Linked DNA regions of Homo sapiens: region 1 is linked to region 2. Evidence: read pairs that join two places in POLR2A ChIA-PET (ENCODE). Cell type or tissue: PC-9. All regions are shown on one strand. Links, peaks and the distances in the headings refer to the core of each region. The heading gives the core; the rest is flanking DNA.

Evidence for each region. ChIA-PET counts read pairs that join two places held together with the same protein. Peaks named below come from ENCODE experiments on the same cell type or tissue, not always from the same donor. Only the 100,000 strongest peaks of a DNase experiment are listed, where the experiment ranks them.
Region 1: POLR2A ChIA-PET joins it to region 2 with 6 read pairs; 2 of 35 experiments call an interaction of 5 or more read pairs at or near these places.

The regions. Positions count from the first base shown.
Region 1 is chr6:21,445,767-21,461,710 of GRCh38, forward strand. No RefSeq gene overlaps it. Among named protein-coding and RNA genes, the nearest start is that of LINC00581, 58 kb to the right of the region's middle. In PC-9, for the core only: no CTCF peak of the experiment used is centred there; no DNase peak of the experiment used is centred there.
Region 2 is chr6:21,740,169-21,756,112 of GRCh38, forward strand. All of the region lies in intron 2 of CASC15 (cancer susceptibility 15), which reads left to right. It overlaps LOC124901274 (a long non-coding RNA gene), which reads left to right and starts at 14,532. Exons shown (of 2, transcript XR_007059492.1): 1 at 14,532-14,648; 2 at 14,760-15,471. RefSeq lists enhancers at 483-1,405, 1,406-2,329. In PC-9, for the core only: no CTCF peak of the experiment used is centred there; a DNase peak (open chromatin) is centred at 8,673.

The DNA of each region.
Region 1 (15,944 bases), core at 7,009-11,008, 290 kb before region 2:
CTCCACCTATAACTTTTATTAATGTATTCTAGGCTCAGGGGATTTAAAGGTGACTAAGGCTTAGCTCAGTCTCTTGAGAAAAACGAACCAACAAACACAACACACCGTGAAAAGAATTATGCTGGAGGAAGGTCTAAAAGGGCTGAGAGCACCCAACTGCCCCAAAGGTCTCAGCGTAGCAGTCTTGTGAGCTCAAAGCAGATCCTTATTAAGGCTTAACTAGTATTGATTCCATCGACAACACCTGCTACAGATTCTTAGCAGGGAAATGACGAAAGTTGACCTAAAATCCTACAGTAAGTTTGCAAATTATGTACCAGTTGTGTCCTAATAGTTCATTTTTTAGCATATTCTTTGGAGCTTTGGAACATCTTTTTCTAATTCAAAGTTTTGCATAAAGATTATATGTCCTTGGTCTAGCCCATAAAAGTCTATTATCTCCACGATGTACCTAAAGTTGAGCGTAGTATAATATTAATACTATGGACTTTAACCATATGTAAATGGATTTGTTCAGGAAGCCATAGGATTCCAACCTTGCACACTGGAACTGTGGCACCCTGCACCATCTGACCTGTTTTCCTGTGCTCCCTTCCCCTTGCGATTACAGAGGAAGAAGGAACACGTTTTTCCCCCATTTCTTCCACATGAATGACATCAGAATAGGAGGTTACTTGCCCTTTCTCACAAGGTACCAAAGTTTCAAAGAGAAGCTGGAGAAAACGAGAGGAGACTAAGAGAGCTCCGCATATCCCAACCACATTTTCCCATTTGAAAATGAGGATAAGGTGTGGAACAAAAGACTTTTGGAGCATTTTCTTGGTGGAAGAGGTGATCTGGCAGATGTCCTTTTGTAACTGACTTCTGGAATTACTAAGACATTTCATCCCTTCCCAGGTTGTTGTGGGGATAATGCATGTAAAGTATCTACCTGTGCAGTGATGACAATTATGAGTAAAATAAGTTTAGTGTTTATTGAGGATTTACTATTACTATTGCATAGTAGAATAGATGGATACTATTGTAAACTATGTATTACATTCTCTTTTTTTTTTTTTTTTTTTTTTTTGAGACAGAGTCTCGCTCTGTTGCCAGGCTGGAGTGCAGTGGCTGGATTTCGGCTCACTGCAACCTCCACCTCCTGGGTTCAAGCGATTCTCCTGTCGTGGCCTCCCGAGTAGCTGGGATTACAGGTGTGTGCCACCATGCCCGGCTAATTTTTGTATTTTTAGTAGAAACAGGGTTTCGCCATGTTGGCCAGGCTGGTCTCAATCTCTTGACCTCATGATCCGCCCACCTCAGCCTCCGAAAGTGCTGGGATTTCAAGGGTGAGCGCCTGACCTACATGATCATTTTTAATTTTCACAACAACCCAATGTACTATCATGGCCAATTTACAGATGAGAAATTGTACTATTATGCCAGTTGCAGATGAGAAATTGAAACTTAGAAGGTTAAGGAAGGTCCCCCGGTAAATAAGCAGCAACATTTAGATTCAAAATTGGGCAGTCTGATGCCAGAGCCCAGCACTCTGGTTTTTGCTATTATTGTTTGTAGGGCCAAAAATAACAAAATATTTAAAATAAGGTAACTCCTTTTCTTTCCTACCCGACTGGCCTAATGACAACCTTCCAGTTTTTGATGGCGTGGGCTTTAGAAACCAGGGCTCCCTTCTTCCTTGATCTCACAGCCCTCTCCTCTTTTGCCATCCTCACTGCAAACACACGGCAGTTTGGAGCTTTTGCTCCCGCTCCTCTTTCAAGTTCAATTTCTTTTCTTTTCTTTTTTCTTTCTTTCTTTTTTTTTTTCTTTTTTTTTTTGAGACAGAGCTTTGCTCTGTCGCCCAGGCTGGAGTGCAATGGAGCAATCTCAGCTCACTGCAAACTCCGCCTCCTGGGTTCAAGCTATTCTCCCTGCCTCAGCCTCCCAAGTAGCTGGGATTACAGGCACACACCACCATGCCCAGCTAATTTTGTATTTTTAGTAGAGATGGGGTTTCACCACGTTGGCCAGGTTGGTCTCGAACTCCTGACATCAGGTGATCCACCCGCCTCTGCCTTCCAAAGTGCTGGCATTACAGGCGTGAGTAACCGCGCCGGCCTCAAGTTCAATGGTGGATTCATTAGATTATAAAAACTAATCATGGGCTATTCCCAAACACTGTCCTCTAAAGTACAAATTACTCTCTGTTGTAGTAAAATGTCAGCCTCTGGGGTACCACCGAGGACTGGTTTCCAGAACAGAGGTAAAGAAGGATCGGGGGCCTTTAGAAAAGGGGCTGAGAGGTGGGTGTTGGTGAAAGTGGGAAGGGAGGCTGCTCCGGGTGGGATGGGAGAGAAAGGGATGTCTGGCTTTTCTCCTGCCCTCTCCGATGACCTGCACTTTTATCTGTTCTGAGGTCACAGATGCAGTTCTTGCTAAGTCCAAGGTGTGATAAAGGGTTGTGCCTGACTGCAGCAACTGGTGGGAGGAGAGAGCAAGGAGCTAGGGTAGTTGCTCCAGGTCTGATTAAGTCCAGGAAAGATATTACCTGGCCCGGTGAATTGCATGTGCCTGCACTGTCTCCCCCTCCACCAAACAAAATTCAAAAGACCAGTTCAACTTAAAAAAAAAAAAAAGGAGAGACAGAATCATTGTAGAAAAATCAGGATGACTGTTAATCTAGATAATACTTTTTCTAATCAATTTTTATCCCATCCAAATAATGGAATCTGTAGTCATCTCAGCTGTCCACTCATCATTTGTGGTTTTGTGTTAACTTCAGATTTGAGAGATAATCTTAGATTTAGATTGCCCTGGGTTCATGAATATAAAGTGCTTCAGTAAGTCCTTTACATCTGCTCCAGGCCCAAAACAGAAGGTAGAATAAAACTGGTAAAAAATAAAAATAACAAGGCAGACACACTTTAAGAAGCAGCATTTTAATTTTTCCAGTTGAATATATTTCTTCCCCTTCCTCCCTACATTCCATCTCTCCCTCCCTACCTTCCCTCCCACCCTCCATCCCTACCCCTTCCTTCCCTCCCTTCCTCTCTCCCTCCCTCCTTGCTTTTTTTCTCCTTCTTTCCCCCTACCTCTTACCTCTCTTGGGAGAGTTAGCAATGAGTCTGCCAACTTGTAAAGAAATGAGTTGCCTCAGAACCATCAAACATTATAGCTGATAACTGAGAGATGAACAAGGAATTTTATACAGCTAAAAAAGAATTCCATTGAGGGCAAGACAATATTAGAGCAGGAATCCTGAAGTGGTCATGGGAATTATGTTCAGGTGACCTCAAACTCGCAGAAAGCATCTTGCAAAGAAAAAGTGAAGTTGGTGGCAGCCTTTTGTGTGGAGAGAAAAAGAAAAGGACATTAACCTACTGTAGAAAATCACTCATTCTGGCCAGATGCAGTGGCTCACACCTATAATCCCAGCACTCTGGGAGGCCAAGACGGGTGGATCACGAGGTCAGGAGTTTGAGACCAGCCTGACCAACGTGGTAAAACCCCGTCTCTACTAAAAATACAAAAAATAGCTAGGGGTGGTGGTGTACACCTGTAATCCCAGCTACTCAGGAGGCTGAGGCAGGAGAATCGCTTGAACCCGGGAGGCAGAGGTTGCAGTGAGCCGAGATTGTGCCATTGCACTCCAGCCTGGGTGGCGGAGCAAGACTCCATCTCAAGAAAAAAAAATCACTAATTCCCTAGCTGGCCACCAGGCAGAGTTTTAGGGGACAGGACAACTCAGGAATGATGTTTGGGAATTCCACACCCCGCATATATACAGGATGGGGTGAGAGTTTGATGAGGATCTTGGTGGGTGAGAACTAAAGCTATATTTCCCCTCCCTCAGAAAGGTATGTGAGTATCAGAGCCAGCATGATTCCCTTATTCCTGCTTAGAAGGCTTGGTGACTGAGGTGCAGAGCAATCGAAGGTGGTCTAGATTCCCTCATACAAATACAGCTTATTACTTAGGATCTCAAAAGCAGTATCCAAACTAAAAGAGTGAAACCGCTATAATCTCTGGAATGAACACATATATTTTGTTCAGATTACATTTACTGGCTATTATATGCAATGCATTGTGCTGGGTGCAGAGGCAAATGAAAACTAAGGCTTGTCTTTCTCTTAAGGAAGTGTTTCTACAAAGTGTCTCCTGGTTCTTGGCTTGCAAAATAAATGTGTAGAGCTGTGCTCCATGAATATGAAGGCAGGAGGGAAATCAATAAGGAGGTCAATGCTAAGCCCAAAGGAAATGATCTTCCTATAGGTAAACACCATGTTTGTAATATGCACAGAATCAAGCACAAGCTGGTACTTTGCTTCTTAACAAATGGCAGGTAACCTTTAAAAAAAAAAAAGACAAGTAATGGAGGCAGAATAATACAAAATTAACCATCACAGGGACCACTTTAAAGGAAACTTCCTCCCCAAGCGCCTTGATTTGTGTATTCCACAGCTGCTTTTTCATTGCCCAAAAGGTAATTAAGAGGTGATAATGATATGTATCCTCTCTTATCAAAGTCATTAACACATTATTATTGCTGTGAGGTGGCTAGCTATTGCTTTGTGGCGGTGATGCTGCTTTGGGCGAAAAGTCTTTATTAGTCTACCAGGGATTTCTGCTGTGATGAAGACATTGCAGTTTGGGGATGAATTAGCAGGTTACATTCCCGTGACCCTTGAGTGTCTTATTTCCCTTGCAGGTTTCTGAGAACCCCCAGGGCCATTCTGACTCTCAATTTGACCTACAACTTTCCTCCTTTCCAAACCATTCTCTGTGAATTAGGGATGGACCAGTTTCTTCCGACCCATCAAGTTGCATATCTATTGTGCCTGAAGCTGTGGCACAAACTCCATGTATCTGTGGTGGCTTCTCTGTTTGAATTTATTTATTTTTAAGGGATGGGGTCTTGCTCTGTTTCCCAGGCTGGAGTGTAGTGGTGCAATCATAGCTCATTGCAGCCTTGAATTCCTGGCCTTCCTCCCACCTCAGCCTCCCAAGTAGCTAGGACCACAGGCAGGCACATGCCCAGCTAATTTTTTTATTTTTTATTTTAGAGACAGCCTCTCACTATGTTGCCCAAGCTGGTCTCAAACTCCTGAACTCAAGCGACCCTCCTGCCTTGGCCTCCCAAAGCCCTGGGATTATAGATATGAACCACCAGGCCCGGCCCTGTTTGTATGTAGACTCAGATAAAGGCACTACAAATTCTCCTGCCACCAGTTAGTTTCCCTGCTTTGGTTAACAAGTGCTACCGTGTACAAATATTCACTCAGACTGTGATAAACATTTTGTAATTAATCTCTTCAACATCTCGGGAAAACATGGGAGTATCTACTCAGGAAACTTCTTCACACTTTAAATATTTCTACAAATTGGAGAGAAGAAGAGGCAAATGCATACAGATTGGTTCTGAAATCTAGGCTTTGTTATATTAGGAAATGATCTGTATGGTTTTTTTTTCAGATTTGTGTTTAAATTGCATGATCCTTGAGGGCAGAAATGTATCTAATTTGTTAATCATAAGCCTCTTTACTAATCTGTTATGGCAGCTTAATGTTTTTAAATAAGTACAAATTTATCCAAATAAGTGTACACATTTTTAAAAGTCAAATCTTACTAAAGCGCTTTAAGAAATAAAGGAAACCAAAACCAAAACACAGCAATTCTCCTGGCCCACCCTCTTTACCACCAGTCCTTCTCCCTGGAGGCAGCTACTTTAAATTAATTTTAGCTGTTTCCTCTGGTATTTACCTCCATATTTCTGGGTAACATATATGTCCTCCTAGACCATTATTTAGTGACTATTACAGTTGGTGAGGATTTACGTCTCCACAACACTGTTCCCTCTTGTTCCCCTTTTTGGTTAAATCAATATTCAGGGTCAATATTATTATAACTATGTAAATAATGTTCTCTACTGAGCTTACACGACACTATAATTACCTTTCCTTTCTTGTACAGCTTTTTGTTTTTCTTGGAGTTAATGATCACCTTGTTTTTTTCACCAGCTTGTCTTTGTATATAACTATCCCTAAGTCCTGCCACAACTTCCAACAGTTTCCCAAAATGTTCCACATAGTAATACGTAACAGATAATCTACCAGTATCTCAAGGCCTCCTTCCTGGGGCCCTTTTCTTTCTTTTTCCAACTTTTATTGGTTGTTCTTTTGGGCCCCTATACTACTGTCATCCCAAGACCTCCCTCTGCCATCATCCTGGCAATTCTCTTCACCTCTCTTGTGTTGCAGTCTCTCCTTCCTGGTTTCCATGTTTTCTTCTTTCTTGCTTTATTCTCTCATTTTGGTGACACACCCTTCCTGAGAAAGGGTGCATGTGAGGTAAATTTACTGAGAACTTTCCTGCCTGAAAATATCTTTATTCTACCCTTGCATTTGTTTGGCAGTTTGGCTAAGAATTGAATTCTAGGTTAAAAATAATTCTCATTCTGAATTTAAAGGCATTAAACTATTATCTTCTAGCTTTCAATGTTTCTGTTTACAAGTCCAACAGCACTCTGATTCTCTGTCATTTTTATGTAAACATTGTCCTTTCCCTGGAGTGCTGAAATTTCAAAATGATGTGTCTTGGTTGGGTCTTTTTTTACTTATTTTGTTGGGCACTCAAATGATCATTTTAATCTAAAGATTCAGATTTTTGATAATGGCCCCAGTTACTGCTTTCTGTACCTTGGGTGTTGGTCTTGAAGCCTGTTTTGGAGAAAATAAACCACCTGTCTTGGAGGTGGGAGGTGATGATGATGGATGCACCTAAGGAGATAACTGTATTGACTTTCAATCCACCCTTGACTGCACGCCTTCACCTTCTGCAGGCCCCATGCCTCCAGTTCCTGAACCTTCCCAGAGTTCTGAAGAAAGACTGGCTTGTTTTTTATTAAGTTGCCTCTGTAGGCTCACAGAATCCAGCCTTTTCTGTTCTGCTTAAACCATCACTTCTTCAATAGCTTTCTATCCAGCAGGTATCTGTTGATATTCTTGTCCACCGTTGTCTTTTCTGCCATTCCATTTGTTCCTGTGGATTTAAACTTTTGTATTCTTTTACTGACACTTAAGTGGGTTTCTAAGGAGTGGAAATAAACACGTGAATGTGTGTGTGTGTGTGTGTTTTCAATGTCCTGCATCTAAGTGGCTATAAATTTTGTAATTTGATTGATAATTACTTCTGAGTTTTAGCTTATTTCTTAAGGAATATTGATCCTTAACACACTGATAAATAAACTCAGTGTGGGAATTTATAGGCCATGTTTTCATAGCATTTATTTCAGTGTTGGTAACTCAAAAACTGGGTTTTCCTTTTTAAGTTAAACCAATAATATGTGAAAATTAGATGTGCTAACCAGGGCCAGGGTTGGTCTTATTCAGTTTTGTGTTGACCATTCTTCTAGGACTTTGTGCAGACCTTTGCAAATAAACTTTAAAACAAAACAAAAACCCCGAAACCCACAATGGGTTAATAGAGTTAAAGTTTTCTTCTTTTCCTCGATAAACATTTTAATGATCACTTACGAAGTACAATGAACTGCTATATGAGCTGAATATATCATGGTGAACGGAACAGAGTTCCTAGTGTGGAGGGCTTCCCTAGTGAGGGAGACTAACAAGAAAACAGGTGAGGTAGCTGGGCACAGAGGCTCATGCCTGTAATCCCAGCACTATGGGAGGCCAAGGCGGGTGGAGTGCTGGAGCCCAGGCGTTCGAGACCAGCCTGGGCAACATGGCGAAACCCCACATCTACAAAAAATACAAATATTAGCTGGGCACGGTGGCTTGCACCTGTAATCCTAGCTACTCAGGAGGCTAAGGTGGGAGGATTGCTTGAGCCTGGGAGGTTGACCCTGCAGTGAGCCCTGATCGTGCCTCTGCACTCCAGCCTCGGTGACAGAATGAGACCTTGTCTCAAAAAAATAAAAATAAAAAAGGAAAACAGGTAAGGACCATGAGACGTAATTAGTTTTAGTGTAGAAATATGCACCTAAAACAATGGAAGCACCATTCCCCTTTAGGGGAATAAAAATGCCTGCATCATTTTTTTTGATGCTCTTCATGTAGGAAGCGATGGAATCCAAGGCTCTGGGATATGGGTCCATGTAGCTGTATCTTAGCAGGTCCTATACCTTACAGAAGACATCATTAGAGAGGGCAGGAAGCACAAAACACACATCTTCTCCTCAGGAGACTTCCCAGTGTTTGCCCTTCAGAGTATATGCAGTGTTGGCTGGGCATGGTGGCTCACGCCTGTAATCCCAGCACTTTGGGGGTCCGAGACGGGCGGATCAAGAGGTCAGGAGATCGAGACCATCCTGGCTAACATGGCGAAACCCCATCTCTACTAAAAAAAAAAAATACAAAAAATTGGCCGGGCATGATGGCAGGTGCCTGTAGTCCCAGCTACTCGGGAGACTGAGGCAAGAGAATCGCTTGAACCCAGGACGCAGAGGTTGCAGTGAGCTGAGATTGTGCCACTGCACTCCAGCCTGGGCGACAGAGTGAGACACCATCTCAAAAACAAAAACAAAAACAGAGTATATGCAGTGTCATAGGTGGGTTCCAAAGTCGTCTTCAGTGCTGAGAAGAGTCCTGAGTAAGCCTTGGAAGTGGTGTTATTATTAAAGCAATCACATTGTTATTATTTGTAAACCTGTCTGTGTAATCTTTGAGGGCATATTGAAGGCCATATTCATTTCAGGGAGGCCTCAAGGTGCAGTACAAAGAGCATGGTCTTTGAGGCCAGGGCAGCTGGGTTTGCATTCCACATATTAGCTGTGAAACTTTGATCAGGTTACTTGATTTGGGGACATCTCAATGTTCTATTATGTCAGACTAAAGAGTAATACCTAACTCACAGACTCATTGTATTAAACGAGCAAAAATAGATAAAGGGCCCCAGGGCAGTTCTTGATGGGACATAGGTGCAAAATAAATGGTAGATAATTATTTTTTCTTCCTTCGATGGCCAGACCTTGAACCTCTCAAGTGCAGAGACCACATGCTATTTTTCTGTGTAACCCCACACTTAGTGCAATGCTGGGTATAAAGTTGGCACTTCATGCATATTTATTGAATGAATGAAGGAATGAATGAATGAATAAAGGAATGTTTGAATTCTAAGGGTTGAGATAGTTTCCTGCTATATGAATCACTGTTTGCTACTTTCTTCCTTTAGACTGCACTTCCTTAATTATTTGCTGGTACTAATAAACCACCATTCTTTTCTAAGCTCCTGGATTACTAGTGCTGCAAATAGAGCTAAAAAAACACTAACACTTTATTTAAAACACTCAAATAACACTTCAGATCCAGCCATGCTTAGGTACACTGTAGTAAGAATACAAAAAAGGTGCCTCTGAAGGGAAAGAGGCATTATGTCTAAAGCATCAGGTTGTCGCCATTCTGAGTTTAAAACCCATTTGGCAATCATTTCCCTTGGCAGCCCCACAGGCGATAAGAGAGGATTTGGCTGTGAGGCCCTGCAAGGAAAATAAAAAGACAAGAGGAGACAGTGAGTTGAGGAGTTCATGTGTTTTTTCATGTGTTTGCAAGCTTCCGCCCACAGAGCTGGAGTGCAGTAATTTCCGGTTGCATCTTCCATTCACTAATACATTTGCGAATGCAGGAGCAATGTTTGTTTAAACCACCCTTCATCGTTATCTGTCTTAAGCAATGATGCTACATCAGTGCTATTTAAAAAATATATATCTATATCCTAGCCTCAATGCTGTTCTTACGGCAGCAATCTGAACAGTATCTGCCTCTGCACCCTGTGGGGTCAAAGTCACGCTGGCAGCCAGCACCTCTGACCATCAGAGAATGCCCCAGCTACCATCATTGGCATCACACAATTTAGAATTTAGCACTAAATTTTAATACCGTTCTTTCGGTCGGGTTTGTCCTCCCAACTATGTTGGAAGTCCTTCGTGTGCTGAGGCCAAGCCTCCCTCTTCCCTTGCTTATTCCCGACTGTACTTGGCACAGACCTTGCTCCAAAGGAACCCACAACCAATGACCTCTTCTCTGTTGGTGTTTCCTGAGCTCTCTGCAATACACCTTTTAAACATCTTTTTTTCATTAAACTCTTTTCCGAGGACTTCTTTGAGTTTATGCTTTTAAGATTCTCCTCTACCTTCTTCAATATGACTGCTAATCATGTCTTTCTGTTCTCTTTTTTCCCCCTTGGGGTATCTCATCTACTCTGAGGGCTCCAGTTATTACTTCTATGCTAATGATGACCAATCTGCACACTCATTCTATCTCTTAGGAAATTCAAAGTTGATATAACTAAAATGTAAACTTAGCTTTTTCACATAAATCAGTGTTCCTGTCTTTTGGAATTGATCTTATTCTACCTTGCATTTACTTAGTTATTTTAGCATGTTTCTCTTGACTTTAACTCTAAACTTATCTCTGTCTTTAATTATATATGGATAACTAAACTTATATATGTTAAAAATTATATGTATATATTTTAATATATTATAAATATATTAATATATTAAAATACAGTATATATATTAAAAATATATATACTATATAGTATATGTATTAAATATATATACTATATTATATATATCATATATATACAATATAGTATATATATTTAAAATATACATTAAAAATATATACTATATAGTATATATTAAAAATATATATACTATATATACTATATATACTATATACTATATATACTATATATATATGAATATTAATATTATATATTAAAATATATATACTCTATATTATATATAAAATATATGAAAATATATAATATATTAACTTATATATAACATATATCTTATATATCACATAATATATAACCTTTATATATATTAACTTTTATCATATATGTTTAATATATATTAACATATATGTTAAATTTATATTTTTATATAATATATTAATATATTCTATATTAAATAACATATAAGTTAAACTTATATATATGTTTATATATATTAAATGTGTATATATAAACATATATATATGTATGTTTAATTATCCCTGTAACCCTTTTATCACTTGGCCCATGTAGATGCCTAATGAATGTTTGATGATTTATCTTGATTCACTGTTCCCGACTTTAAATAAGGTTAGCTCTGAAGCAGTGCTTTGAGCTGAAGATCCTTCCAATCCCATAGGAAAAAAAAAAAACCAGGTACAGTGTGTATTTTCCAAAGAAGATTACAGGGCTTCAGACAAAAGAGATTTAAAATAAAAATTTTAAGTACATAAACACGCAGCATTTTAAAGTTGTTTTTATAAGGGAAGTCATCACACCATTATAATACCACATCAGCTTACTTGGGGCATCTAAATTAGCTCAAGGCTGGATTTTGAAGCATCTAGTGCTGAAATTAGAAAAATATTCGAGAATACAAATCCTCATTATTTCCAAGAGATTGAGGTGGTGATTGGTAAAACACAAGGATAGAAAAAGAGGCTGTCGGCTGGGCAGGGTGGCTCACGCCTGTAATCCCAGCACTTTGGGAGGCCGAGGCGGGCGGATCACCTGAGGTCGGGAGTTTGAGACCAGACTGACCAACATGGCGAAACCCTCTCTACTAAAAATACAAAATTAGCCAGGCGTGGTTGCGCATGCCTGTAATCCCAGCTACTCCGGAGGCTGAGGCAGGAGAATCGCTTGAACCCGGAAGGCGGAGGTTGCGGTGAGCCAAGATCGCACCATTGCACTCCAGCCTGGTCAACAAGAGCCAAACTCCGTCTCGAAGAAAAAAAAAAAAAGAAAGAAAGAAAGAAAAGAAGAAGAGGTTGTCCTTTAAAACCAAGAGTTTTACAGACTCACATTATCATAAACATATTGTGGGCAAGATGGTGGAACACGTCACTGTTGCAGGACTTTTCCTTAGTTCAGCTAAAGATGCGGTTCTCTGTCCCACGGCCACGAAAATTCAGGCTCCCAGACAATGTGATTGGTGAGTAAGACAGGGCTCTATTGATGAAAAAGGAAGAAAAGGGGAAACAGGGACTCTCCCTAGACCAGAATCCCCGCTAGAGCGCTTTGCGTCCAGCTGTTGGAATCTCAGGTTCCGCACAGGAAGAGGAGAGCCCAGGCTCCTCCCTGGTGCAAAGGGCACGAATTTCCTGAGGCTCCACCCTAGTGGGCAAGCCAGCTAGAGTTTCTCCAGGGATCTCCTCCCACCTGGCTGTCTCATCACCTCCACTAGGTGCTGGTAATGCCCAGCCTACATTAGACCGAGGAAGCCCACTGAGTTTGCCAGGCCGAAGGCAGGGTTGACTTCTGACATCATTTACTACTGCACCTCCCCAGGAAATCTCTCCTCTTGCCTGCGATCGTTTACTGTGGTGCTTCAGATTCACCCGTGTTGTGTATGCCCGTGCACGCCACCCATGCAAAGACTTGCAAGTGAGGGAAGCAGAATCCACCACTTCGACTCAAAGGAGTCTCTCTGGAGCCTCGGCTCTGGTCTCTGTTTACACTGAACCTTAAAACGCTAAATGTGGTGCCTTTGCTCCACTAGACACCTGGGAAGGGGGCTGTGACAATTGCAGTCCAATTCATATCATGGCAAGAGTATTTTAAAACGGTGGTTTACAGTGTTTAAGAAAGCCTATTAGTCAGCTGGGATTTCTGCTGCAGGTCGTCAGAGAGTAGAGTTAAGAAGAGCTAGCTGCATGTCTGCGTTTTGGGTTTTGAAATACTTTGGTTTCTTGAGCCACACTATCGCAGACTTCACTGCATTTTCAAACAACACAGGTAATAAATGACTTCTCCAAGAGTCATTGAAAAGCTTGCCTGGATCTCCCTCTCCTTGTTTTCCATGTAGTAATCTGTTGCCCTCAATCGAAAGCCTTCTGGAGACTGTTTTTTCATCTAGCTCACTAGAGAAGAGCAGCTTTTTCATGAGTAATTGGGTGGTTGGAGTGCTTGTAACTTTTCTTCCAAAAATCTTGGCACCCGGAGTCAATTTACAAATGTATACATTTGACTCGGTTACCTTGGCTTGCACTGTGTATGATGGTGGCCTTTGGTTGAATTATCAGGCCTATGGCCGGGAGCGGTGGCTCACACCTGTAATCCCAGCACTTTGGGAGGCCGAGACAGGCAGATTGCTTGAGGCCAGGAGTTTGAGACCAACCTGGCCAACCTGGTGAAACCCTGTCTCTACTAAAAATACGAAAATTAGCAGGGCGTGGTGGCGGGCACCTATAATCCCAGCTACTCGGGAGGCTGAGGCAGGAGAATCACTTGAACCCAGGAGGCAGGGATTGCAGTGAGCAGAGATTGCACCACTGCACTCCAGCCTGGGTGACAGAATAAGACTGTCTAAAAAAAAAAGAATTCTCAGGCCTATACACAAATATTTGCATGCCTCAAGTCTTTTTATTAAACTGGACTTTCATACCTGCAAAGTCTCCAGTTAGATCCTATAGTACTTTGTTTTAGTTGGAGAAATTAGAACCAATGAAACTTTACATGCGACCTTGAGATAGAAGTATGTTAATGAGAGGATCCGAGTCGTCCATTAGGCAGTATTTCTGAAAGCAGGCCTACCTGACAGCAATAATGCCAGATGGCTAAGTAAAAAGGCTGATGGACTTATAGATTTTTTTGAGTTGAGTTAGCACAGGGTGCAGTTCTCTGCTTCTTTGAGACTCATGCTGTCTGTAACCAGACATAATTAAAAGATTAAAGAGACATTTAGAAACGTGAAGCTGTTCACTTTTTAATCAGGGAGATTGATTTTCCAATCCTGATGCAAAGGTGGAATTTTAAATAATTTATAGGGTAGAAATCAGTGGCTTCTCACAACTTGGCTAAAAGAATAAAAACTAGAGGAAAAAAAGGAACTTTTTTTAAAATTTATTTTTCTTTTCCCTTAGTGCCTTACGGAAAGGAGCATAAAGAGGAGTGAGCCGTGATTCGGCTGTTATGTATAAGATGTTTTCCAGCCTCTGTATCTCTTCTGGAAGAATGAAGATTAGCTCAGTTCCCTCCCATCCTCCTTCCTTTTCTCCCTCTGGCTGGAGGTCTGGACATATTCTCTTCACTACTCAGCAACATTTCTCTTTTATCCTACAGATACCAGTCAGGTCCCAATCAGCTTAAAACCAGAGTCTCCTGAACAGAGATCGTGACTACAGCACAGCGATGCTTCCATTAGCCAAGAGGGTGCATTCCACAGGCACATGTTATCAGAACCTTCATAATCAGAGTCAGAAGTAATATAGGACAGTGAAAGGAGAGTTCTGTGATGCTAGATCAGGGCACTTCTGGTACTAAAAGAAAAGAAGTCTTCCATTGTTAAAGTAAGGTCCAGTAGATATTTGTGAGAAAATATAAAATATTTATTTTACATGTGTATATGTATGTCTAGGTGTTCTAGTCCTAAGGGGAAGAATTGATTAATAGATCAATTGAGTGATCGACAATCAGAAGCCAGAAGAAAGCCTGCAGAGAGAGGATTGTCAGCTAAGGCTATTCTTTTAAGAGTAGTGTGGGTTTGGGTTGAGAAAGGATTGAAAACGTTTCTTCCATTCCCAGCTCAGGTTTCCAGTGATTCAGCCAACTTGGCGGATTGTCCCTAAGTCAGGGAGTGCCTGGGTAAGGACGGCTGACTATGCTGGGTCCTTTCCGAGCATGCACCTCTTATCACACCTCTCTCCTTTTCCAAATGAGTTTTCAAGACTAAAGCAGACTTACCTTCAGACAAAGCAACAGGCTTTTAGGACATGGTCTACCCTCACCCAAGATCTCTCTGTAGCTTTTTGAGTCTAGAGTGGCTTTGCCCAAGTGGAGAGAGGAATAGAGAAACCCTTTGATTCCACAAGTCCCTTATGCGGTTATTGTTGAGTGTGGAGAGTTGTCACTAAAAGTGCATCAATCGACCAGTCATGGCAGCTCACGCCTGTAATCCTAGCACTCTGGGAGGGCAAGGTGGGTGGATCACTTAAAGTGAGAAGCTTGACACTAGCCTGGCCAATGTGGTGAAACCCCATCTCTACTAAAAAAAAAAAAAAAAAAATTAGCAGGGCTTGGTGGTGGGTGCCTGTAATCCCAGCTACTCGGGAGGCTGAGGCAGGAGAATCGCTTGAACCCAGGAGGCGGAGGTTGTGGTGAGCCGAGGTCGTGCCACTGCACCCCAGCCTGGGAGACTCTATCTCAAAAAAAAAAAAAAAAAAAAAAGTGCATCAGTCAGTCAACTGAAGGAACTGGTAACCAATGGCAGGTCCTTCTTTACCAGCTGTTAGTCACCTGCTCTTGCTCGTGGGGAAGGAGGGAGTGTGATGGAGAAGAAAATGTGAAGGCTCAAGAACCCACATTGTAGTGGAGGTAAGGTCAGAGGGGATTACCACTCAGCAGAGGGAAGAGAAATATGGAAGTTGCCCGGCTAGAAGAGGGCCTCACATGGCATCTGTCTGCTGTGAATTTGGCTGGGATAGTGAGAAGCTGGGAACTAAGACATTTTTGCTCCTCATCAAGACCCATCAATTGAACAATTTATTTATAGGAGATTTTCTCACAAAGAACTCACTGATTAGGAGTGTCACTTGAACAGGGGCCCGGAGCCTCTTCCTTTGAATTGGCTAAGATTCCTAGCTGCTCCTTCTGGCTACTGAGGTGGTAGGGAATAGATCAAACAAGGGGCCCGAAAACCAACTCTCCAAATAGCAGACTGTGGGGCTGGACATCGTGACGGATTTTTGAAGACAAATAACAAACAGAGGCTACATTTCATGTTCATGGTTTATATGCGTGCATTTGTGGTCCAGTGCAAAGCATAAGAGAAAATTATTACATCACAATTCTATCATCTCTGCAAGCCTGGCGACTTGCCTATAATCCTAAAGCAGGGTTTCCTAACTGCGGCACAGTTGACTTTGGGGATGGACAATTGGGAAGAGGCTGTCCTGAGCATTATAGGATGTTTAGCATCATCTCTGACCTCTACACATTCGATG
Region 2 (15,944 bases), core at 7,011-11,010:
TGTTCCTTGTGCAAACACAATGCTTGTCTCTGGGGGTGGGTATTATTTTCAGTGTAATTAAAAAAAATATTAAAACTGATCTAAGAAACCTTTAAATTGTCTGCTAGCTCAGCCAGGATACAGATGCTTTGGAGGGAGGAAAGAAATACGTTCAGAAGGGTGAATGCACTCCAATTTTGATTTTTCTCTCTCTCCTTTCAAATTTCAAGGCTGGTTGCATATGCCTCATTAGCTCACGGGAGACTGTGATCCTATAATCTTTTTTCATATTCAGAAAACTAGAGATGTTAAACTTCCTTGGAGAAGGTGATTTTTGCAGCCTTTGAATAAAAGCACTTCCAGTTCTACCTTTAGTTGAAAATCAATGGTGTCTAATGTGTATGAGAAGTCACCCCAGTCTCTTGTGTCCAGGCCACCAGCACTTATATGTTATGCCTATCACTTTGAGTCAAATAATCTCTAGTGGTCCCCAACTGCTAAAAATCCCCATTCTCTTGGATCTTCAATTTTTTTCTTTTAAGTTGAGAAAAAAAATCTCTCCTAGAAATGTACATTTGATTTCTTGCTGAATTAATAAGTTTTTCTCCTTCTTAATGTGTCCTCCAGGTCATTAACGGAAAAATGTAGTCTATGATGCAGCAGAGCTCTGCCCTTTTTATTTTAATACATTTTAAATATATCACAATTGTCTGCACTCTGATAAAAGAATGTAGAGCTGGAATTTTAATTTGATTATCATCCCCAATCTTCCCAGGCTTTCGCAGGCAAGTACTTTGTTTGAACAGCTGTACTCCGGTAAATCTCAGTAACAAATGAATCAGGAATGATTTTGTGTAGCAAGTCACATGAAGGGAACTTCCTTAGAAAGACAGGTCATTAAGAGAATGAAGAAAGAAAAACTAGCAAACATTTGAGAAATTTAGCAACTGTTTTTTTTTAAATAAAGCAATTTGTTCTAATAATTATTTCCTAATCATCTTAAAATACGCTGTCATTAACGGCAGAGAAAGCTCTTTATTTCCTTTTGAATTTTAATACTGGGTAGAAATATAATTTACAATGAAAGTCAGCAGGAAAGGAAAAATACTAAAAACGAGGAGGCATAAAAAATGGAAATAGATCCCTGTAGTCAATTTTCTATCATCTATAATTTTCTATCATCTATATGTGTGTTACCCATATGCTGGGGTGGAGTGGGGAGGGGAGAGGGAGGCGCTGTGAAATACATCTGCCTCCGATCACAAAAAGATCAAATTAACATGTGAAAAGATATTCCAAGGAGCTGTGGGAGAGAAAGGCTTTTGGCTTTCACCATCTTACCTACTGGATGGGTTTGAAAGCATAAAATAAAGCTAAACTAAATTCAGGGAAACATTGATTCACCCAAGTGAATAAACAACTTACTGCATTTGCTAATCTAATTAATCAAACTCTGCTTCTCCTTTTCCAAAGGAGATTCACAGGCAGTAAAATAAATTAAATCAACATTTTTTTTTTCCCACTTACTAAAAATAAGCTTTCTTTCCCTGGGTAAATCGGTCATTTAAATTCCCAAGGCTGCACTCCCGTAGTCCTCTGGCAGGAAGCAATTGTATGGGTATAAAATCATTTCTGTGCAGATTGCAGAGCTTGGGCTCTGAGCATCATGTCTGAGTTCTGCCACCTAAACTGATGAATAAGATCAGTTTTAACTGAAGTTATCTTTAGAAACAAATGGCCTATGGATGATGTTGATTAGCAGATAAAAAAGCCTGTTACATGGATGTTTTATGAAACTTAAAACTATATTGATGGCAGGAAACAATGATTTTGGAGGAAATCCTGGAAAATTAAGGATATTTAAAGTTTGAAAACAATTGTAATTGTGAAAGTTTAGACACGGAAGTCATAAAAAAATTTCAGTTCAGTAGTTTGCAGATCTGTTACTTAATCTTTTTAGTTAACTTTAGATCAGTAGAATAAGATTTAGTTTTAGACTGTATGTATATACATACGGCAATTTTATACATACATACATTTACGTAAATACAATATACAAGGAAAAGTGAAGGACAGAGTAAACGGAGAAGAAAATGAATTAAAAGATTATAAAGTGTTGAATGACAGGCTTTATGTAAGTAAGGCAAAAATGTAACACAGGAATATCCTAGATAACAAGTTAAGTATGAGCTAAGACTGTATCGCTAGGTTTTTCATTTTTTAAAGGCGTTATACCAGGATGTGGATTTAGGAGGCCTGCAGTTTAGAATTGAGAAAGAGCTCACTGTTTATATTAAGTTCTACTCACACTTACTGCATTTCCTTGTCTTTGTCATGAATGGGCACCCTTCCAAGGAAGAACCTAAATGGAAAAGTGCTTCCAGCTGAGTTCTTAATGCTACCACCTTCGTCATCTGTCTGGTGCCCTCACCTTGAGGATCAAAGGATCCCCAAGGATTGCCTTTCCCCGCATTTCCTTCTCGGATGGACTTATTTCCGTTCTTTTTAGTTTTGTTCACCCTAGGATATTATGCTCAAAACTAATTTACATGCTCAGCTAATCTTAATTAAAATGTAAAGGCAGATCAGGGCACGATCAAATTAAGTTCTGAATATACTTGGATAGTTGGGCATCAGTTTAATGGATTAAACAGTTCTTGGAATTGCTTCTCTTTCTTGACAGTAAGTCTTAGTTTTGCTGTCATTTCTTAATAGTCCCTTTTACTTCTACTTTCAAGCTGTGACTGAACATTCTCTTTTAACTTACAGACTCTTTTGCTATCTGGAAACCCATGTCCACCTCTGACTTCCACTCAAAATTGCTTTCCTCACAGTCTGACTGCGAGAGTTGTGAAAAATTGGGATGTGCTTCTGAGGTGGGCTGTGGAATGCCATGTAAGTTGCTACTTTTTTTTTTCTGAATGCAGTGGGTATTCATGCGCAGTAGGGATGTTGGCATATCTCTGATGTTTCCTTCTAAGGCTGGTGAATCTGGGTTGTTGCTGTTGGGGTTTGTAATGTAGTCCATGTCTATTAGTGAAGACACAGAGGGCAAAATAAGCAGTTTCTTTCTTCTTTCTTTCTTTCTTTTTTTTTTTTTTTTGAGATGGAGTTTCACTCTTGTTGCCCACCCAGGCTAGAGTGCAATGGTGCAATCTCGGCTCACCGAGATCTCCTCAGCCTCCCACGTTCAAGCGATTCTCCTGCCTCCTGCCTCAGCCTCCCGAGTAGCTGGAATTACAGGCGCACAGCACCACACCCGGCTGATTTTTGTATTTTTAGTAGAGACGAGGTTTCACCATGTTGGCCAGGCTGGTCTCAAACTCCTGACCGCAGGTGATCCGCTGCCTGCCTCAGCTTCCCAAAGTGGTGGAATTACAGGCGTGAGCCACTGAGCCCGGCCAAATATATATATTTATTATTTTTATTTTTTGAGACGGAGTCTCACTCTGTAGCCCAGGCTGAAGTGCAGTGGCGCGATCTCCTTTCACTGCAACCTCCGCCTCCCAAGTTCAAGCAATTCACCTGCCTCAGCCTCTGGAGTAGCTGGGATTACAGGCGTGTGCCACCACGCCAGGCTAATTTTTTGTATTTTTAGTAGAGATGGGGTTTTACCCTGTTAGCTGGGATGGTCACGATCACCTGACCTCGTGATCCGCCCGCCTCTGTCTCCCAAAGTGCTGGGATTACAGGCATGAGCCACTGTGCCTGGCCAGGGGCCAAATATTTTTATAATAAATCCACCATCTCTATACTGTTCTGTGGTGAAATATGCTGAAGATTAAATGAAACCTTTCAAACTTGGTTATCATGGATTTGGCTGCATAGTTGGCCAAACTAGATTGGTTCCTTTTTTTTTTTGAGACAGAGCCTCGCCCTGTCGCCCAGGATGGAGTGCAGTGACACGATCACGGCTCACTGCAACCTCCACCTCCCGGGTTCAAGCGATTCTTCTGCCTCAGCCTCCCGAGTAGCTGGAACCACAGGCGCGGGCCACCACACCCAGCTACTTTTTGTAGTTTTTAGTAGAGATGGGGTTTCACCATGTTGGCCAGGCTGATCTTGAACTCCTCGTGATCCACCCGCCCCGGCCTCCCTCCTGGCATTATAGGCGTGAGCCACCGCGCCCAGCAACTAGATTGGTTTCTAAGCATTCACTTTGTGATTTGTTTCATTATCTTTAACATTCAAATTGGGGAATGACTTAACTAGATGCAGGCAAAGACAATATCTTGCTTACTATCTTTAAGGTACTGCCACCTAGATACTAGAGATACAAAGATGAGTAAGACAAAGTATGTGTTGTTCTGAAAATGGTGGTTTATCTGTTACCATTTATAATGCTGCAGTATACTTGTTTATGTCTTCTAGATTGTGAGTTTGTTTGAGGTCAAAACCATGGCAGCCAAAAATTCCACATAGAAATTTCCACTAAATAGTTTAGAACTGAAAAGATAAACCATCCCAAAGTACTTTGCATTTGGTCAAATTTTTTAATTTTTTTAATTTTTTTTTGAGACAAGGCCTCACCCTGTCACCCAGGCTGGACTGCAGTGGCACGGTCATGGCTCATTGCAACCTCTGCCTCCTGGGCTCAAGCGATCCTCCAGCCTCAGCCTCTGAGTAGCTAACACCACAGACGTGTATCACCATGCCTGGCTAATTTTTTAGTTTTTATTTTTTGTAGAGACAGGGTCTCTCTATGTTGCCCAGGCTGGTCTTGAACTCCCAGGATCAATGGATCCTCCTGCCTTGGCCTCCCAAAATGCTGGGATTACAGGTATGAGCCACCATGCCCAGTGACATTTCCTAATAGCTATTATTGTCATCACAATTACTCCTTACTAATAATACCTAATATATAGATCTTGCACATCTCTTGGCTTATGTGAGCCTTAAAATTCCATGAGGTATGGAGGGCAGCAGATACTTCTGTATCTTATTGATTTGGGCAACCTGCCCAGATAATGCATGTAATTTTTCTAAGATTATGGATTTAGTAAGTTTTGCTTAAGTGCTCAGACACAGGTTTCCTCAGTCCAGATCCATTGTGCTGTTTGATAAGCTTTTACGGCTGGGCTATTACTTGAATACTTGAAGAACATGGGAATGTTTCTGTGTGTATAAGAAAGGATATAAAATTAGCCAGGTGTGGTGGTGTGTGCCTGTAGTCCCAGCTACTAGGGAGGCTGAGGTGGGAGCGTTGCTTGAGCCCAGGAGGTAGAGGTTGCAATGAGCTGAGATCCCACCACTGCACTCCAGCCTGAGCAATACAGTGAGACCCTATCTCAAAAAAAAAAAAAAAAAAAGCATGTAGGGGAAACATTATCAACATTATCACTATTTTTACGTGTTTGGAACCGTACCTGGTAGTTGGGGTATTGGTCTTTCTTACTCTGAAACTTCTCAGGGTAAAATTTCAAATGTGTGTTGCTTATGTCTACTTTTATTTTGGCTTAATAGAGAAATTTTCTTTTCTGACATGCAGGCCTAGAGGTGAAACATGTGTGACCATGCCCTTGTACACCGGCCTCTGCTCACCTGTTTGCCTCATTTCATTAAGTTCTCCCCCATGCCATTCACTATGCTCAAGACCAGTGGTTCATCTTTTCCACCACAGGGCCTTTGCACTGCCTGGCCCTCTGCCTACAATACCATTCCCCTTTCCCCACCTCAACACCTCAACCTTGGCTTGGTTGAGTCTTATGCATCCCTTTGGACTTAGGCTAAAGGTTGCTTGGCCAGAGAAGACTTCCCAAAGAGAATGAATATTGTGCGACAACCTCAGTAAATGTTTGAATCAGGGTCCCTAATTGTAAGCGACAGAAACGGACTCTGGTTAAGCAGAAATGGAATTTATTGAGAGGATATTGAGAAGCTTGTGGTCGCCTTGGGAAGGCTGAAGAACTAGGCACATAGCTAAACGTTTCGGAAACAGTTTCCAAAACCATGGCAAAGAACTGGCCTAAAGAGGAAACCGTCACCACCTGTGCTGCCCCCTTGAGCCCTGAATGCTGTGGTTTCTTTCTTTCTTTCTTTTTTTTTTTTTTTTTTTTAAGTTGGAGTCTTGCTCTGTCACCTAGGCTGGAGTACAGTGGCGCTATCTCGGCTCACTGCAACCTCTGCCTCCCAGGTTCAAGTGATTCTCCTGCCTCAGCCTCCGGAGTAGTTGGGATTACAGGTGCCCACCACTACGCCCAGCTAATTTTTTGTATTTTTTTTTTTTTTTTTTTTGAGACGGAGTCTCGCTCTGTCGCCCAGGCTGGAGTGCAGTGGCATGGATCTCGGCTCACTGCAAGCTCCTCCTCCCAGGTTCACACCATTCTCCTGCCTCAGCCTCCCGAGTAGCTGGGACTACAGGTGCCTGCCACCACGCCCGGCTAATTTTTTGTATTTTTAGTAGAGATGGGGTTTCACCGTGTTAGCTAGGATGGTCTCAATCTCCTGACCTCGTGATCCGCCCGCCTCGGCCTCCCAAAGTGCTGGGATTACAGGTGTGACCACCGCGCCTGGCCAATTTTTTGTGTTTTTAGTGGAGGCAGGGTTTCACCATGTTGGCCAGGCTAGTCTTGAACTCCTGACCTCAAGTGATCTGCCCTCCTCAGCCTCCCAAAGTGCTAGCATTACGGGCATGAGGCATCGCACCCGACCGGTTGCTGTGGTTTCTAATGCTGCCAGGAAATCTGCCTGCTCTGAGAAGGCAGCCTTGCAACCATCACTGGCCCCCTAAGCTGGATACCATGATTGCCATCCTTACCTGTAATAAAACCATGTCAAATCCATACCGGTATGTCGCTTCCTCCTGCAAGTTGCCCGCATGTGAATCCAAGTTGTTCAAGGGTGAATCTGATTGGTGGTACTGAAGTCACCCTAGCTGCAAAGGAGACTGGAGAACGAAGTTTTCTGAGTTCTTTAATTGGAAAGTGGGACTTATTAGCTGAAAATTATCCAGCTACATCAAGGGTGTTCAAAAGGTGCTAACCAGGGGGAAAACATGACAAATATCTTCTACACTGAGACGCAGGGTTTTAATCCACCTATGGACCAACCATACTTACCTCACAGGGTTGTTATAAGGATTAAGGTAATTTACATGAAACTGCTTATTAATAAACTGTACAGAGAGCATAAGTATAAAATAATATTATTTCTCTAGTGTAACATATCTTTGACTGAAGCATAAAATCAAGTCCTTAATAAGTTGACAAATCTCCAGCTCACTTTATATGTTTTTAAAATGGTAAGGATATTCTTCTCCCCCAAAAGCCATTTTAAATATTCAAGATAAATTGAAAAAAGAAAAAAAGTACCTCTTCTATGAACGTGCTGCCCTCATAAATTTCTATCATCTTCACGTTTATTTTGTAATGGAAATATACAAACAATGCCAAGCATAGAAATTGTAGTTTAAAACATGTGAGTGGGTTTTCAGCTACTTTTGATTTGTTTCTGATTTTAAGGCTTTGTTCTAATCTACTTTTTATACTCTGGTTTCAACATGAATACAGCCCTCTTGTTTGAAAACAGACAATGGGCTTATTCAACCCTCAAGGCCCTCTACATTTGGTGTTTCTGCCACGGCCCTTGGTGGCTTTACCACATATATTATTATCTTGTAAAAAATGTAGACGTAACAGCTGAGTTGTTAGCAGAAGTCATAGTAGTTGTGTAAAAGGGTGTTAGTGTAAATGATTGTGGCAGTTGCATTAACGCTAATGCAGTGGGAATTATTCACGTATTCACTGAATGTAATCCTGGCCTTCCGTGGTGGTAAAGTTCCTCTATAGAAGAGGAGAGGTCGACATCAATGTAATTTCAGAGGAGAAACAGCCATGTGTAGAGCTATTTTCCTATTTGACAGAAATGTTTTCCAGTATAACATCAGAATTTTGAGTTATGCTACTTAACTTTCCTTTCTTGTAAATATTGAATTAAAATAAGATATTGCTAGAAAAAGTAAAACATGACCCAGCATTGCAATGCTGAAAATTGGATTATAATTCTCAGATTGTTAGATTTCTGCCATCTTATAATTTATTCAAGAATATAGAGAATTCTAACGTAAGTGTCTTCATGCACCTTCTTACTTAAGTGATACTTCATGTTACCCTGAACTGTCCTGAATTTCCAAAAATCTCATGTTGGGTTAAGAGGAATTTCCTTTCAAGATACTCTGTCTCCTCTTCAACATCTTCTCAACCCTTTTCTCCCCACCCACACATACTCACTCATTTACACTTAACCTAAAGAGGACACTGATTTTAGGACACTGGAAATCTGGAATCCTTACACTGTGTTTTAGTAAAGGTATGAGCCTGGAACTCCTGAAGGCCTTAAAAAATAGCACTGTAGTAAATAGAGCTTAGTTGGGGTAAACAGAGCACCCCGGAAAGTAGTATATTTTGGTGATTCAAAATTTATTTCACTTCTCTGATCTGTGTAAGTATTTATGTGATCTGTAAATACTTCCCAGCCATAAAAATTCTAATTTCATCTCTCAAGATACATAGTGGGCACTTGTGCAACTGTATTCAGGGAGCTGTCTGTTGGTTGGAGAGGGAGATGAAGTAGATTGAGGTGCAAATGGCATATTTAATGCCGAAGCTGTTGCTTTAATTGGTGATGTTGAAAGTCACTTGAAACCACCCCCCTAGTCCTCAAGGGAGTTCTCAGGTTACGTGTGGGTGTACTGTGAATGCCTTTTATTTTATTGACTCACTAAATTCTTAGATTACTCTTTACCATTTGATATTGACAGACCATAAAATTCTTATGGAACCTGCTCAGTAGTGACTTATAAAGAATTATCTTGTTAATAAACTCAGCATCATTTGGAATTCAAGTTTAATTAAAATGGAAAAGTAAATGATGATGTAAAGATTTTTCCTCATTTAAACTTGTATCCTTTTATTGCCTCTCTGTCTTTTCTCTAAATTCAAAGATAGATTTTATTTGACACCCATTTTTGCAAGGTGCATTTTTACAGAATCTGTTGTAGGACTTCTTCTCATTAGCTTTTAAATTATTATTATTTTTAAATTAGAGAAGGAGTTGTGAGATAGAGTCTGAGAGAGGTAAAAATGAAAAATCTATGTTATCCAGGGATTTTAGTTTTTGGGATGCTGTTTAAAGATAATGATTGTTTATGGACTCTTTAAAGATGTTTTCTCATAAGAGTTGCCAAGTAACAGATTAGTTATCTGAGGGTGGTTTGAAAGACCTTTTGAAATTGCCTGGGTGACAATACTACCTTATGGTACTTATAAAGCTCCTTTGAAGTTGGCCTTTTATATTAGAAAACCAGAAAATATTTTTCTTTTATTAAACAGAAAACAATACATGGTTCAGAGGTTAGTATTTTTTTTTTTTAGAAAAAATTACATTGGTTATTTTTGTGATTGACTCCAATTTTTTTTTTAAATCTTTCAGCCTTTGTGGGCTACTGGATTTTTCTAAATTAAGGTTCTTAGTATAATACGTTTGGCTGCTCTTGTAAACTATAGTTACGAGGTACATACTGTTATACCTCGAAATTTGAGGCCCTCTTCTTTTTTCTCTTCTGTTTCAGACACTGTGGTACAAAACCTGCAGCCCCCAAGCTTGGTTAAGAGAATTTTGGATTGAAATAAATATTGTAGGGCATGCGGCATTCCTGCACAACCCTTGTTATACACAGTCACACTGAAAGAACAGGTTAAATGGAAGGGGCTGTCAGGGGTCAGGGCTAGAAACTCACAGAGGCAGATATTGCAGTTTGGATAAGCAGGAGTTTATGAGAGTCCTCTTCAGTCCAAGCTTATCTGAGCTCACAAAGGAGATTTACGGTCTGTTGCTCTGCAAAAGCTATTTGGGCAGGCACTTTTCTTCCCAACTAGCTTTTAAGTGCTCCTGGGGCCCTCAAGCCTATTCACTTAGGCCTCTCAGATTATGAATACATAAACCTTAATGATTTTGGAGTCCCAAAGGAAGACATATTAACTGGTACATCATCAAAACATGATGCTGCTAATAGAATGGACAAATACATCGTAGGGCATCACAAATTCACCCGTTTTCTAGTAGTGACTATAATAATAAGTTTTTGCAACCCGTAAAGAACATTTATTCTGTTCTAGCATTGATAGGATGACTGATATTGATTATAAATTTATATTCAAATAGTGGAACCAGTTGTTTGATAGACATAACCTCTGAGACCAGCAGTAATGATTTTAGTTTTTAATGGTTTGACAAAATATACAAGGCATTTGATGAATACACAAGTTGGTTATTTCAAGCATCTTGGAGCTTCAGTCTTCCCATATTCAATAGTGATGTAGACCATGCAGTCTGTTCCCCCTTTACAGGTATAATTTGTCTTTCAAAATAAAAATTGTGATTGTGATTGTTACTAACACATTGTGTCTCTTAATATTCTTTAAATACTTCAATCTTTTCAAGCAACGTTTGGCATAACCTGAATTCCACTCAAAATCCCTCAGGAGAGAATAGAAACTGTCATATGAAATTGGTTATAATAGGATTTAACCTATAGAGTTCTGATTCTTTCTTCCCTTCAATTTTTATCAAGTATTTAATTGCCCACTGGATGATTTATTTTAGAATTGGCCTACTTTTTTTTTTTTTTTTTTTTTTGGCTTCAGTGCCTGTGGGCAAATGTAAATTTGCAGCTGAATTAGCAAACCAGGGATCTCTGTGTAACTTAATAACCACAACAGGGAATCAAGTAACTGATTTCCCTCTTTTTCTAGATTGGCCATGTGTGTAAGGTGGTAGAACTAGAATTAGGAGATAAGGGGGGGTTATGAGGAAATGATTAATTTCAAATTGTTTTATTAATACAAAAAGAATGTACATTTATTGCGGAAAATACAGAAAAGTAAAAAGAAGAAAAGAAAATCCATTATTCTTCCACTCAGAGAAGTTATGTGAATGTTTTGATATCTTTTATTTCAATCTTTTACTTTTTTGAAATATTTTATGCATAAAAAGTGTACATACATTTCTGAAATAGACAGCAATAAAAGGCTGACCCATGCGTCTGCCATCCAGCATAGAACAGTCTCAATTCTGTTTTATCTTTCAATTATTCCTCCTCACCCGTACCTCAGATACAACTTTTCCCTTTTCAATTAAAGTTAATTTCTCCAAAATAAAATGTAATTTTGATAATTTCAAACACGTTTAGTCTCTTAGCATATTTTACATAAGTCAGCATCCTGACATTTTTGTTTTCCATTTTCTTGTGTTCCTTCATGATTTCGCCATATATGTGTCCCTAACTAATAATTGCTTTATTTTGCATGTTTTAAAGCTTCAAATACATGAAACTGTACTGTGTTTCTTCTATCGCCTTTTTAAAAATTAACGTTATATGTTTTGTGATGTGCGCAACTTTATACATTTATTTTCATTGCTGTATAGTACTACTGTGTATGAATGTACCTCAGTTTATCCATTTCCTGTCAGTGTACTTGTGGGTTTTGTTTTGTAGCAGATTCTGTCAGTTCCTCACCCACGTCTTTTAGCTGTTTCGTGATGCACTCATCAACCTCCAGATGCATTATCTGCATCTGTGTCTAAGCGCTCTCCTCTCCATCCCAACTACAGAAAGCCTTGCACATCACAGAAAGCCAGGAGTGCCCCTGGGGGCAGGTCTCAACCAATGACTCTGGGGAGTTGGGGTGTAAATACCGCAGCTCCCTTGGATAATTGCAGTTCCCCTAGTTTCTCTATGAGACGATGCCCCAGTGACTCACACAGTAGTTGGTTTAATGGTACACCGTTTATTGGCTGCCTTTTCTTCCCTGTCTTACTCCCCCATACCCCTACCAGTTTTTTTTGTTTATTTTTTTCTTCTAAATAAACTTAATTTTTGTCTTAGGGTCTGCTTCTGAGAGGAGCTAAACTAAGTCAAGTAGTTTGCAGTTTGGGTCATTGCAAATAATACTGCTGTGGACATTCTTGTATCCTGGTACACAGAGCAACTGGTACACAGTTTTTCTGGGATATATTCCCAAGGAGAATAACTGGATTACAGGGCATGCATATATTCCACTTCCTGAGTTGGTGCAGGCTTGTTTTTCAAGGTGGTTGGGACAAACATTCATGAGTAATGAGTAAAATATTCCTATCATTCAACACCATTGCAAACTTACCTTTGGTATTGTGTTTAGCATAGTTTCTTTTAATTTGTATTTCTGGATACTTAATGAGATTGTACATCTTTACATATATTATTGGCCATTTCTATGCAAATGAATATTTGCATTTGTCACTTCTTCTATGGTCTGTATTTTTTTTTTTTTTTTTTGAGATGAGGTCTCACTATGTTGCCCAGGATGGTCTGTTCTTGGGCTCAAGTGATCCTCCTGCCTTAGCCTTCTTAGTAGCTGGGACCACAGGCATGTGCCATTGTGTCTGGCTGTAATTTGCTTTTTTGTAGGAGCTCTTTATAAATTCTAGGTAGTAGCATTTTATGTGTCTTTTAGACATTCTCTCCAAGTTTGTGGCTTGTCAGCTCCCTTTCTTTATGAGTCATTTTTAATGAACAAACATGAAGTCAAAGCACTTAGTTTTTTTTTTTTTGAGACGGAGTCCCTCTCTGTCACCTAGGCTGGAGTGCAATGGTGCGATCTCGGCTCACTGCAACCTCCGCCTCCTGGGTTCAAGTGATTCTCCTGCCTCAGCCTCCTGAGTAGCTGGGATTATAGGTGCCTGCCACTATGCCCAGCTAATTTTTGTATTTTTAGTAGAGATGGGGTTTCACCATGTTAGTCAGGGTGGTCTTGAACTCCTGACCTCAGGTGATCCACCCGCCTCTGCCTCCCAAAGTGTTGGGATTACAGGCGTGAGCCACCACGCCCGGCACAGCACTTAGTCTTTCACAATTAAATGTGATGCTACTTGTAAGTTTTTTAGCAGTCCTTTTAACTGTAATGTTTGGATCATTTGCATTTAATGCAATTATCCAGATGGTTGGGTTTGAAATCCATTATTTTATTATTTCCTTTCTTTTTGAGAAGTGCTGGGATTACAGGTGTGAGCCACCATGCTTAGCCTATTTTATTATTTCTTTTCTCTTTTCTTTCTCCCACACACTCCTCCTCCTCCTGTTGCATTTAATACTTCATACACAGAAGCAGAACTCCAGTACATTTACATGTTAGCAGTGTTTTGTCCTGTGGACAAGGAGAGGATTCCTTCCTATATTGGAATTGCCAGCTGTGTAGTAGATAACTGGAATAAAGTGTTTCTGATGGAATGTGTTTGGATATCACTCATGTAGGAAAAGCATAGGAGCGTGCGTTTGTAATTCTGAACACATTCAGTGGGTGGCTTTGTTTGCTAATAAGGTGGTTCTTGAAATGCCACAGAAGTGGACAAATATGTTAGAAAGTCTGAAATACTTGAACATGATACCTACCTTTGAGGACTAAGTGAGACAAGTGATGAGTCGAGGCGATATCAAGGCGATAGGGGAACATCTGTGGTAGCTCACTGGGCCTATGATCGCATTCTTCTCAGGTCAGAAGTCCCATGCGAGAGACCCAAAGCCACAGCTCGCTTCATTCCTCTGACGAAGGCAAGCTTGCTGCTCAGCTCTCCTACGTTAATCTGCCAATAAGTTCTGCAAAACTCACTTGGTTTTTTAAAAAACTAATTGAACTCACACGAAAGCTTTATCAGTCAACCCTTAAGTCTTGCTGCCTTAAACAGATCAGTGTAAAAGGAGTTTTTGTAATGTTTATAGAATGAGGTTGTGTGAGGTCACTGAAATGGTGTTTGTTTTTCTTGCAGCTATTTCAGTGGCAGTTATACAAAGCTTGATATGCTTTGTTTGGGAATGTGTGATACTGTAAGCATGCCATTTTTGGTCTGTGCTAACTGAAGCAACATTTTACCCTGTGTGTAGATAGTGTGGTGTATAATCATTCCTGTGATTTTAATAACAGAATTATAATATGTGAGACCTCAAATGGGTGTTAGACATCATCCAACTTCCTCACCACAGAAAAATATATAGGCAGGAAGAAATTTTAAAAACTCGTTTCATCATGCCAGCTAGGAAATTTTGGTAGATTATGTAAAATAGAGATTCACCCACAAAATGTAATAGTAAAGTTTCAAGAATGAGAATGGCAGACGAAGTTTTAGGAGAATGTCTGTTGCTCAAGTGAGGCATTCAGTAGAAAGTAGTGGAAAATTGGTTGGGGGTCATACATCTAAGCTTAGGAGCATTATATGCAATCTTACAATATTCTCAAGGCCAAATCTCATGCATATCTTTATGCAGCCCCTGTCAGAGACTGCGTTTAAGAAAGAAGATACTTTAAAAAAATGGTTAAAATGGTTTTTTTTTTTTTTTTTTGGAGACAGAATCTCGAAGTCTTGGAGTCTCACTCTGTTGCCCAGGCTGGAGTACAGTGGCGTAATCTTGGATCACTGCAACCTCTGCCTCCCGGGTTCAAGTGATTCTTCTACCTCAGCCTCCTAAGTAGCTGGGATTACAGGTGTGTTCCACTACGTCTAGCTAATTCTTGTATTTTTAGTATTGACAGGGTTTCACTATGTTTGTCAGGCTAGTCGTGAACTCCTGACCTTGTGATCCGCCAGGCCTCCCAAAGTGCTGGGATTACAGACATGAGCCACCACACCCGGCCAAAATGGTAAATTTTTATGTTATGTATATTTTGCTACAATTAAACAAAAGCAAATGCAAATAAAGACAAAGGAGGCTGTGGATTTTCACCATTTTTTTTCTTGTTTTTTGTGTAAAGGGGAAGGCAGTTACCAACCCCTGTGGACAGGAATCGCTTTTGAAGGTAGGGCTGAGGTGATCATCAACCAAGTTGTAAAGATCAAAACTGACCAGCCTGCCGGAGACTACCTAACCCTGTTCCTGTTTCTGCCGTATCAAGTGAGGACTTTCTGTTCCCTCTGGCGATGCTACTCTGTGTGACTCATGATTCCACGTAGGCTTGAAGGAATGGTCTTTATTCAGTGCCTGTTAGGTGTGAAGCAAGGTATTAGAAATTGTATATACATTATCACATTGATGTATCACAATCATCTGCTGGAGGTGGTATTATCCCTAATTTTTAGACAAAAAAAGTGAGATTCTGAGAGGGAAAGTGTAGTCTCCAAGCTCACACGTGTAGCAGTTCAGAGAATTCAAACCCAGATCTCTGTTTTTGAACTCCTTGACCTTGTCTTTATAATGTCATTGCCTCAAATTTTGTATCCACCCAAGCTAAATGGAAGGAAGAATTTAGTACCTTAGACTTGGTATATTGTTTTTCAGGGGAAATAAGTATAAGAAATAGGATTTCGTTTGGCATGGAGTATTTCATTCATATATGAGATTTTTAGTGGGAACCCACTTGGTGCTAGACGTTGTTTGTAGGCATTGGTGAGCCATATCTCTGTGCAAGACAGGCGTAGTCCTTGCTCTCAGGGAATAATAAATTATGCCATAGCTGTGTAAACCCACTTCGTCTGCATGCAGAAATTTATTTGAAACTGAATTAAGGACAACAATCAAGCTTTTAACTATTTCTCTGTTACTTTCATCACCATCAGCTGTGGTCCGGTTTAGCGGAAGCAAAATAGACAAATTCAGTAAAATGTCTTTCTGTGGAGAACTCCCAAAATGAATACGCTGAGCCGGGCACGGTGGCTCATGCCTGTATTCCCAGCACTTTGGGAGGCCGAAGCCGGCTGATCACGAGGTCAGCAGTTCGAGACCAGCCTGGCCAACATGGTGAAACCCCATCTCTACTAAAAATACAAAAATTAGCCAGGTGTGGTGGCACGCACCTGTAATCCCAGCTACTCGGAAGGCTGGGGCAGGAGAATCTCTTGAACCCGGGAGGCAGAGGTTGCAGTGAACTGAGATCGTGCCACTGAACTCCAGCCTGGGCGACAGGGTGAGACTCCGTCTCAAAAAATAAATAAATAAAAAT